2 separate regions of the Homo sapiens genome follow, and region 1 is linked to region 2. A link is an interaction called in ENCODE POLR2A ChIA-PET data of the cell type or tissue named here. Cell type or tissue: Panc1. All regions are shown on one strand. Each heading gives the region's core, and the rest is flanking DNA. Links, peaks and the distances in the headings are about the cores only. Region 1 holds the start of ATOX1-AS1 (ATOX1 antisense RNA 1). Region 2 overlaps G3BP1 (G3BP stress granule assembly factor 1).

Region 1 (5,378 bases), core at 222-5,221, 50 kb before region 2:
TCTAATTTTTCACCACTATCACAATGTTATAGTAAACATATTTGAACTTGTCTTAAAACACTTATAAAAATATTGTTATACCATGAATTCACAGAATGGAAATTGTGGGGCAACAGATATTTGGCACATTTTGAATGTTTAATAGACATTGCAAAATCGCCCTCCTAAATGGCTATGCCAATTTACAGCTCCCCAGCAGCACATGGGAGGACCCAGAGTTTTACTCTGACAAAAGAGTGCAAAAAGAAAGGAAAACTCTTGATAGGTTCTAGGCCTGGCCTCACCATTGACTTGCTGGGTGACCATGGGCAGGGAGTCGGTGGGAGGAGGGTCCTGCTTCTCACAGGCCTCAGCTACCTCATCTGTACATGAAGGAGTCAGGGCTGGCCAGCTCCTGTGGCCTTTCCAGCTCAAGGATGCCATCAGTCTGTGATTCCTCAGCCCTACCACTGTTCTTTTAGGGCCATAAGCAACTCAAAAAACCCTCCTGACCCTTCTCAAGAGGCCACCCAAGCAGGGACAGTAGGAAAAGATGGGCAGAAACCTGCCGAAGCTTAAAGGCAGATCTTCCAGCAAGGGGCCTTAAAAATCATATGGTTGGCCAGGCGTGGTGGCTCATGTCTGTAATCCCAGCACTTTGGGAGGCTGAGGCGAGTGGATCACTTGAGGTCAGAAGTTCAAGACCAGCCTGGCTAACGTGGTGAAACCCCATCTCTACTAAAAATACAAAAATTAGCTCAGTGTGTGGCATGTGCCTGTAATCCCAGCTTCTCGGGAGGCTGGGGCAGGAGAATCACTTGAACCTGGGAGGCAGAGGTTGCAGTGAGCCAAGATCATGCCACTGCACTCCAGCCTGGGAGACAGAGTGAGACTCCCTCTCAAAACAAACAAACAAACAAACAAAACATATGGTTTCCCAGCCTGCATAACAAAGCAAGACCCTGTCTCTACAAAAAACAAAAACAAAAACAAAAAAATAGCCGGGTGTGGTCCTGTAGTCCCAGCTACTCAGGAGGCTGAGGTGGGAGGATGGCTTGAGCCTGGGAAGTTGAGGCTGCAGTGAGCCAAGACCGCGCCACTGCACTCCAGCCTGGATGAAGTTCCTGGGATGGGTAGATGTCTTTGAGCTGTCAAACGAAATTAGGCCCATCCCCACTTCATCCAGAGCCTGCTGCTTTGTATTTGAGGAGCTCCTGTACAGTTTCATTTTTAAAGCATCAACAGGCTGGGCACGGTGGCTCACGCCTGTAATCCCAGCACTTTGGGGGACCAAGGTGGGCAGGTCACCTAAGGTCAGGAGTTTGAGACCAGCCTGGCCAAGATAGAGAAACCCCGTCTCTACTAAAAATACAAAATTAGCCGGGCATGGTGGCCTGAGCCTGTAATCCCAGATACTCAGGAGGCTGAGGCAGGAGAATCGCTTGAACCTGGGAGGTGGAGGTTGCGGTGGGCTGAGATCACGCCATTGCACTCTAGCCTGGGCAACAAGAGCGAAATTCTGCCTCAGAAAAAAAAAAAAAATTAGCCAGGCGTGGTGGCGGGCACCTATAATCCCAGCTACTCGGGAGGCTGAGGCAGGAGAATCGCTTGAACCCGGGGCAGAGTGGAGCAGGTTGCAGTGAGCAGAGATCATGCCACTTCACTCCACTCTAGCCTGGGTGAAAGAGCAAACTCCATCTCCAAAAAAAAAAAAAAAGAAAAAGAAAAAAAAAAGCATCAACAGCAAAAGCTGATACAGACATACAAGATATACATTCCCATACCACAGCTGGGGAAACCCAGGCCCGAGAAAGAAGGGCCCACAGTCACATGACAAGTCAGCAGCTAGGTTCTTTCCACTGTTTCAGTTTCTTTCAGATTAAGATCCCAGTTTACAGGGCTAGAGGCCAGCCACTGACTTGCTGCGGGACTACGGGCAAGTCACTTAACCTCCTGGACACTGGCATCGACATCCCCATTCCAAAGATGGAAAGTACAGCTCAGAGGACTGCTAATGAGATCACGTCCATGTGGAAGCCATTTGAAAACTTAATGTCATTATTATTTAGGGTTTTAAAAAAGAAAATTTTAGAAGATTGTGTGATAGTTCATGTGGAAGAAAAAGAAAAGAAAAAATCTTAGAAGGCTGACTGAGCACTGGCATTGCCAAAACTCTGATCACAACTCAGTTATTACCTCACTGAGTCCCAGGACCAGATCCCAGTCCTCTCTGGGCCTCAGTTTCCCCAGCTGTAAAATGACAAGGCTGGATGAGACTGATTGTTCAAAAGAGGTGCTTTAAGAATATCTGCATGTGGCCAGGTGCGGTGGCTCATGCCTGTAACCCTAGCACTTTGGGAGACCAAAGCAGGCGGATTACTTGAGGTCAAGAGTTCAAGACCAGCCTGGCCAACATGGTGAAATCCATATCTATGAAAAGTACAAAAATTCACCGGAAATCGCCTGAACCCAGGAGGCAGAGGCTGCAATGAGCTGAGATCATGCCACTGCACTCCAGCCTGGGCAACAAACAGAGTGAGACTTCATCTCAAAAAAAAAAAAAAAAAAATCTGCATGTGAGTGATTCAAAATTAATTTAAATTTTTTTTTTTGAAGTAAAGAAACAGAAAAAGACAAAATTTTAAAAATTTTTACCTTTTTTTAAATCTTTCCTTTTTTTCTTTCTTTTTTTTTTTTTTTTTTTGGAGACAGGGTCTTGCTCTGTTGCCCCCACTGCAGTGCAGTGGCACGATCTAGGCTCACTGTGGCCTTAACCTCCCAGGCTCAAGCGATCTTCCCACCTCAGCCCCCTAAATTAGCTGTGAGTACAGGCATGTAACACCATGCCTGGCTAATTTTTTTGGTATTTTTTGTAGAGATGGCATTTTACCATGTTGCCCAGGCTGGTCTCGGGAACTCCTGAGCTCAGGCAATCTGCCCGCCTCAGCCTTCCGAAATGCTGGGATCACAGGTGTGAGCCACCGTGCCCAGCCCCATTTAAAAAACCTTAATAGAGGCTGCGTAGGGTGGCTCGCGCCTGTAATCCCAGCACTTTGGGAGGCCGAGGCGGGCAGATCACCTGAGGTCAGGGGTTCGAGACCAGCCTGACCAACATGGAGAAACCCCGTCTGTACTGAAAATACAAAATGAGCCAGGCGTGGTGGTGCATGCCTGTAATCCCAGCTACTTGGAAGGCTGAGGCAAGAGAATTGCTTGAACCTGGGAGGCGGAGGTTGCAACAAGCCGAGATTGCACCATTGCACTCCAGGCTGAGCAAGAAGAGCGAAACTCTGTCTCAAAAAAAAAAAAAAAAAAAAAAATTCAATAGAAAATGACACTCAGATGTGTCATGCAGTACACACTGGAGATGACCAACATATGAACTAGTACTGCCATGGCTCCAGAGCTACTCCTGGCAGTACTAGTTAATTTGGCTAAATCCCAGCTCTGCCATTTACTGACCATGTGATCCCAGATAAGTTATTTAATGTTTCTGAACTTCAGCTGTCTCCTGTTTAACATGGAGCTAGTAAAAAAAAAACTATCTGAAATGGCCGTGGTGAGGATTAAATGATGTGATTCACATAAGCCACTAAGAAAATAACAAGAGTAGTTGGCACGTGCTAAGTACTCAATATATTTTAGTTTTACTGTTATGATCAGCTTAACCCTAAGTCTCTCCTGCAACATCTGCATGCATCTGAACATGGCATAAGTGCACCCAACTCAGGGCCACTCACTCACCTCCAAGCTTATTGAGGACCCGAGAGACAGCTTCAGCACAGCCTCCACAGGTCATGTCCACAGAGAACTCGTGCTTCTGAAACAAACACAGGGGGACCATGACCCGAGCCCTGTAGAGTGACCCCCACACAGTGCCAGCAGACAGGCCCACTCAGGGTCAAGACAGAAGACAGAGAGACTGGGCAGGACCTGGTTGGCATCAGACTCATCAGAAGCCTGTTTCTGAGCCCGTCTCTTCAACTATAGAGTAGCTAAGAGTTTCTACCTCACAAGTTGTATTCAATGGAATCATCCCTATAAATCCTTTAGCAGTGTCTGGCACATAGTAAATAGAATCACCTGGAGATCTAGTTTAAAATGCTTTTTCCCAGTCCTACCTTCAAAACACTGATTCTTGAGCTATGAGCTTTGTCTCAGGGCCACCAGTAACTCTGACAGGGATGGGCCCCCATACTCTGAGCAATGCTGATCTGGTGGGCCCACTTATGAACCACAAAATTATTTTCTGCACTAGAGTCACCTACAGCTTGCAAAAACTACAGGTTCTGGTCAGCAGGTCTGGGCTGGGGAATCTGTTATGTCTACTCATTACCCCAGGTGATTCTGCTTTCATCCAAGGGCCGCATTCTCAGAGGCAGCATCTGGGTCCAGGGAAAGAAAGGATTGCCTGGGTTCCCCAGTGGGTTGGAGGCCAGGCAGGAAGGGATCCCCGGCTCCTAGTCTTCATGTAAGCTCTACATTCTACAGTCTCTAGGATATCTAACAGATCAAGGGTCTGAAGGTAAGCTCCCAGAAGACAGAGGTTTTGTTCAGTTCACTACTGGATTCCTAATACTTGGAACAGTGCCTGGACAGAGTAGGTGCTTAAAACTTATTTTTGAGTCAATGGATAATTGACATGGCTGGTTTGAACTTCTGGATCTTTTGCTTTGCTTTCACACAAGGATTACTTATACCAATACTTTATTTTAAAATCTCTGGAAATGAGACCATCTGAAATCAGATAAATATGGCTTCAGATACCAGCTCTGGCACTACTAGTTGCATGATCATCAATATGTTACTTCTCTGTGCCTTAGTTTCCACATCTGAAAATTGAGGGTAAGAGTCCCTCTCTAGATTTGTGAATGGGATGAACACAGGATTTTAAGTACGGTTAGCCAGCATCCAAGATGGCCTCAATGATCTCTGCCTCTGGTATTTATGCCCTTGAGTAATCCCATTCCACATGTCTCGGGTTGGTCTGTGTGTCTTATAGAATATGGCTTGAAGTGAGGTTATGTGGCTTCTGAAGCTATCACAATGTCATAAAGGACACTGTGACTTCTGTCTTGCTCCATTTCTGGGGTCACTTGCACTAGAGGAAGTCAGCTACTAAATTACAAAGAAATTCCAGCAACCACAAGGAGAGGTCCACAAAGTGAGAGATTGAACCCTCGAGCTAACAAGCATGTGAGTGAGACATGTTGGAAGTGGATTCTCCAGCTCCAGTCAAGCCTTCAGATGAATGCAGCTCCAGCCAACATCTCACTGCAGCTTTATGAGAGCCTCTGAGCTGGAGCCACTAGGCCAAGCTGTTCCCAAATTCCTGACTCTCAGAAACTGTGTGAGTTACTATAAATATATTTGTTGTTTTATACTACAAAGTTTTGGGA
Region 2 (5,378 bases), core at 179-5,178:
AGTTGGTTATTATAGTAACCCTAGTGAGAGAGAATGATGGCTTGAATTAGAGTTGTGGCAGTGGAAATGGAAAAGAAATAATTAGGTAGAATAACAGGTTCTGGCGATTTTTAAATGTGCGAGAAAGGTGTTTATGATGATTCTACAATTGATGTAATTGAGTCGATGTTTGTACAATGGATTGGATGGAATCACAGTAGGAAGAGCTGAGCTGATTTTGGAGGAGAGGGAATTTTGTTTGATTCACAGATTTGAATGAAAGTAGCTTTTGTTGGGCCAGGCGTTGTGGCTTACGCATTTAATCCCAGCACTTTGGGAGGCTGAGGCCAGGAGGATTGCTTGAGTTTAGGAGTTCAAGACCAGCCTGGTCAATATAGTGAGACTTCATCTCTACTAAAAAGAAAAAATAGCTGGACATGGTGGCACATGCCTGTAGTTTCAGCTGCTTGGGAAACAGGTGGGAGGATCACTTGAGCACAGGAGATGTAGGCTGCAATGAGCTGTGTGCATGCCACTGCATTCCAGCCTGGGCAACAGAGCAAGATTCTGTCTCAAAAAAAAAAGTGAGTAGTTTCTTGAACCTAAGCCTCTCGGATTTGCTTGGTACTTGATCATCAGTCCCAAGGAATTTCAGTACTAAATTTTGAATAGCTGAAAGAGAAGAATCTTAATATATATATATAAACTCCATCCTGCCTATGAGAATGTGTTACCGTTTGTTCTGTACAGGAAATCAAGAGTTAGTAGCTTTTATATTGTTTTGATACCTGGTATAATTATGTAATGTTGGTATTGCTCCCTTAGACATTTTCTTGGGCATCTGTGACCAGTAAGAATCTTCCACCCAGTGGAGCTGTTCCAGTTACTGGGATACCACCTCATGTTGTTAAAGTACCAGCTTCACAGGTAAGGTCCTAATAAAACTTGTACATTAGGCAAATTTACTTCTATTGTGGTAATTTGATTCAACAGAGGTTTAGAGAATGTGAAAACTGGTCAGGTGCAGTGTGGCTCATGCCTGTAATCCCAGCACTTTAGGAGGCTGAAGCCAGCTGATCACTGGAGCCTAGGAGTTTGAAACCAGTCTGGGCAACATAGTGAGACCCTGTCTCTACAAAAAATAAGAAATTAGCTGGGCCTTGTGGCATGCATCTGTAGTCCTAGCTACTTAGGAAGCTGAGGTGGGAGGATTGCTTGAGTCCCGGAGGTTGAGGCTGCAGTGAGTCATGATTGTGCCACTGCACTGCATCATGGGCGACATACTGAGACTCTGGCTCAAAAAAAAAAAACCAACCCAAATCAATGTAGAAACAGAACTGACATATAGGACGGAAGAGAAGGGTATAAGATGGTTTTTAATGATTTTTCTTGTGAGGGAATTGTCCATTTTGTAGTTTAAAACTTGTTAGCTAAGAAACTTCATTAAGAAAAAGGATAAGCCTGCTTTGTTTTAACACAAAAGTTAACTTAAAATTTTTCAGCCCCGTCCAGAGTCTAAGCCTGAATCTCAGATTCCACCACAAAGACCTCAGCGGGATCAAAGAGTGCGAGAACAACGAATAAATATTCCTCCCCAAAGGGGACCCAGACCAAGTAAGAGCTCAGAAGGGCGATTTCTCGTTTGGGGGATTTTGAGGTGAGAGCTTATTTTGGGAGGGCAGTTGATATTTATATACTTTAAAATAAAAATATTGTAGGGTTGATGGAATTACCTGTTTTTAGTGTAGAGGGAAAACTATTGAATGTGAGCAGTCATTGAAAGATGTCTTCTTTCTCTTGTCTTTCATTGATGTTTTTGTCTCCTTTTAAGTCCGTGAGGCTGGTGAGCAAGGTGACATTGAACCCCGAAGAATGGTGAGACACCCTGACAGTCACCAACTCTTCATTGGCAACCTGCCTCATGAAGTGGACAAATCAGAGCTTAAAGATTTCTTTCAAAGTAGGTTATTGAGTTTTGAACACTAAATTCATCTAGTGTCTCTCTAGCACTGTCCAGTAGCAATAGAAAATGAGCCACATATGTAATTATAAATTTTCTAGTAGTCATGGTTAAAAAAAAAAAGGTAAAAAGAAACTGGATAATTTTAATAACATTTAACTTAAGGCATTGTCATTTCAACATGTAAGAATATTGTGAGAGATATTTTACACTTTTTCATAATCTTTGAAATCCAAATGTGCCTCCCATAATTTTACACTTATGAGAGGCACATCTCAATTCAGACTAGCTATATTTATAATTCAAGTGCTCAGTAGTCACATGCATCTAGTGGCTACTGTATTGGACTGTGTACATGTAATGTTTAAAGATAATGGTCTAAGTAGTTATCTGAGAATGTGTTTCACTTGCAGGTTATGGAAACGTGGTGGAGTTGCGCATTAACAGTGGTGGGAAATTACCCAATTTTGGTTTTGTTGTGTTTGATGATTCTGAGCCTGTTCAGAAAGTCCTTAGCAACAGGGTAAGCAGCTTTTTGTCTTGATTTTTTTTTTTTTTTTTTAAAAAGGGTTTTGGTTCTTTAGAATATATCTTTACAGCTGGGTCTTTATGTAAAGTGCAGTTTATTCCAACATGTTCAGGTAATTTATTCATTATTTTCAACCATTATTAAAAGACTTGCCTGGGGGTTTAGGAAAACAAACCTTATGTTTAAGTAACTTAGTTTTTGAAAACATGAATTATGAGAATGAGAAAATGAATAGTTATCAGTGCACTGAGATTTACGTAACTACCTTTCCTTGGTGGTGGCTTTTGGTATACAGGAGATGAAATACAAACCTACTTCTAACTATTAACTAAGATAAGAGCCAGTTTGCCCAGGACAGTTTTGGTATACTGCTGTTTTTAGAGAATAACTATTAAGAGCTTCTTCTTTAAGTTAATAAATTGGATTTGGAAGATAAATTATATAGTCAACCTACTTGGAACCATCCTTACTAACAGTACTCTTACTCTGTACGTTCTAATAATAGAAGAATTTGTAGAATGGAAATCTTACTGTGGGATCCCCAAAGAAAGCTTCCCTTCCTCTAGCAAAAAACTACTTTTTGTAGTAGTAGAGAAGAACAAGTGTATAAATAATATTAATTTACTAAGCTATACTTTTTTATTGAGGTGAAATTTACATAACAAAATTAACCATTTAAAAATGTACAACTTAATTGCATTTAGAACACATTATTGTGCAACCATTACCTTTAATTCCAAAAGTTTTTTACTAAAAGCCATAAGCTCTTTACTCACTAAGCAGTCATTCCTTGTACCTGTCTCCCAACCCCTGGCAGCCACTAATCTGCTTTCTGTCCCTATGAATTAAAATTGTGTACTTTAAACCATATAATAAAAATACTGCAGATCAGTGATATTCTCCAGAATGTTAATGGGCATACTGCAAAGTTTTTTATTTTTTTATTTTTTTTTTTTTGAGACAGTGTCTCTCTCTGCCACCCAGGCTGGAGTGCAATGGTGTGATCTTGGCTCACTGCAACCTCCACATCCTGGGTTCAAGCAGTTCTCCTGCCTCAACTTCCTGAGTAGCTGGGATTACAGGCACCCGCCACCATGCCCAGCTGATTTTTTTGTATTTTTAGTAGACATGGGGCTTCCCCATGTTAACCAGGCTGATCTCGAACTCCTGACCTCAGGTGATCCGCTGACCTTGGCCTCCCAAAGTGCTGGGATTATAGGTGCGAGCCAATGCACCTGGCCTTACTGCATAGTTTAATGTTGTGGTTATAACATGTCAACCTGAGTATGCAAATATACATTATCTTTCAAATTATTTGACCATTTATTTTTGTGAAGCATCTCCTGCAAAATACTGTTTGAGAAATGAGAGAACAGTGGTTTATCTCACCAAAGCCACTGAAGAACCCAGAAATGTCCAGTAGGCTTTGTAGATAAATCCATCATTCAGCATGTATTAGGCCTAGTGGCCACCCTTCATTTCATGGTATTGATAGAAGTCTACTATGCTCCCTTCACTAATTTTTTGTGTGAGCAGAAATAGCTTATGTAAGACTGATTGCCGTGGTGTATGACATACTGTAGTGTAGCTTACCGTTTCAAAGCTTATTTTTCCCTGGAGGCCTTGGTTTGTATTCTCCTTTCATCACTCATTAGTGTTGTGACCCATGGGACAAGTTACTTAACCTCCCCGGCCCTTAGTTTGCTAGTCCTTAAAGTAGGTATCTACCATCAGAGGGTTGTTGTAAAGGTTAAGTGAGCTAATAAATTTGAATAGAGCTGGGCACAGTGGCTCACGCCTGTAATCCCAGCACTTTGGGAGGCCGAGGCGGGCGGATCACGAGGTCAGGAGATTGAGACCATCCTGGCTAACACGGTGAAACCCCGTCTCTACTAAAAATACAAAAAATTAGCTGGGTGTGGTGGCGGACGCCTGTAGTCCCAGCTACTCGGGAGACTGAGGCAGGAGAATGGCGTGAATCTGGGAGGCGGAGCTTGCAGTGAGCCGAGATCGCGCCACTGCACTCCAGCCTGGGCAGCAGAGCGAGACTCCATCTCAAAAAATAAATAAATAAATAAATTTGAATAGAACACTTCCGCGACACATAGTAAGTACTCTTAGATACTCATTTTAAGAAATTAGAAAATTACATTGCTGGTGAAGAGCATAAATTGAATATATTGAAATGTTTCGTAGCCCCTTAACTACTTTGGCTCTGTTAGGAGGAAACGAAGGCCAAGACTATCCAAAATTCTCAGGAGGTGTTAAAGAGCAAATTAAAGTTTATGTCAAATTAATGAAGTTTTTATTTTAAATGTATATGTACTTTGCATAAATATGTACAGTACCATCTTTTCACACTGGTGATGATGAGGTTTTATTCTAAGCCTCCAAATCTATGGAGAAGGTGGCAATTTTTTTTATTTTTTATTTTTTATTGGGACGGAGTCTCACTCTGTCGCCCATGCTGGAGTGCAGTGGCACGACCTTGGCTCACCACAACTTCCGCCACCCGGGTTCAAGTTGCACTCCAGTCTGGGTGACGAGTGAAACTCTGTCTCATTAAAAAAACAAACAAAAAACTGAACTGTGAGAACTTAGCTGATTTATAATCTGCTGGTTCTTTTTTTTTTCTGAGTCGGAGTCTCGCTCTTTTTCCCAGACTGGAGTACAATGGCGTGATCTTGGCTCACTGCAACCTCCGCCTCCTGGGTTCAAGCAATTCTCCTGCCTCAGCCTCCTTGAATAGCTGGAACTACAGGCGTGTGTCACCATGTCTGGCTAATTTTTGTGTTTTTTTAGTAGAGACGGGGTTTCACCATGTTGGTCAGGCTGGTCTTGAACTCCTGACCTCGTAATCCACCCGTCTCGGCCTCCCAAAGTGCTGGGATTACAGGCATGAGTCACCGT

Evidence for each region. ChIA-PET counts read pairs that join two places held together with the same protein. Peaks named below come from ENCODE experiments on the same cell type or tissue, not always from the same donor. Only the 100,000 strongest peaks of a DNase experiment are listed, where the experiment ranks them.
Region 1: POLR2A ChIA-PET joins it to region 2 with 12 read pairs; 5 of 35 experiments call an interaction of 5 or more read pairs at or near these places.

What each region holds. Positions count from the first base shown.
Region 1 is chr5:151,747,981-151,753,358 of GRCh38, forward strand. It overlaps ATOX1 (antioxidant 1 copper chaperone), which reads right to left. Exons shown (of 4, transcript NM_004045.4): 2 at 3,724-3,799. ATOX1-AS1 (ATOX1 antisense RNA 1) reads left to right here and starts at 5,100. Exons shown (of 4, transcript XR_007059008.1): 1 at 5,100-5,329. RefSeq lists an enhancer at 1,690-1,939. In Panc1, for the core only: no CTCF peak of the experiment used is centred there; no DNase peak of the experiment used is centred there; H3K27ac peaks cover 694 bases.
Region 2 is chr5:151,798,408-151,803,785 of GRCh38, forward strand. It overlaps G3BP1 (G3BP stress granule assembly factor 1), which reads left to right. Exons shown (of 12, transcript NM_005754.3): 8 at 805-906; 9 at 1,482-1,593; 10 at 1,811-1,939; 11 at 2,353-2,462. Among named protein-coding and RNA genes, the nearest start is that of G3BP1, 29 kb to the left of the region's middle. In Panc1, for the core only: no CTCF peak of the experiment used is centred there; no DNase peak of the experiment used is centred there.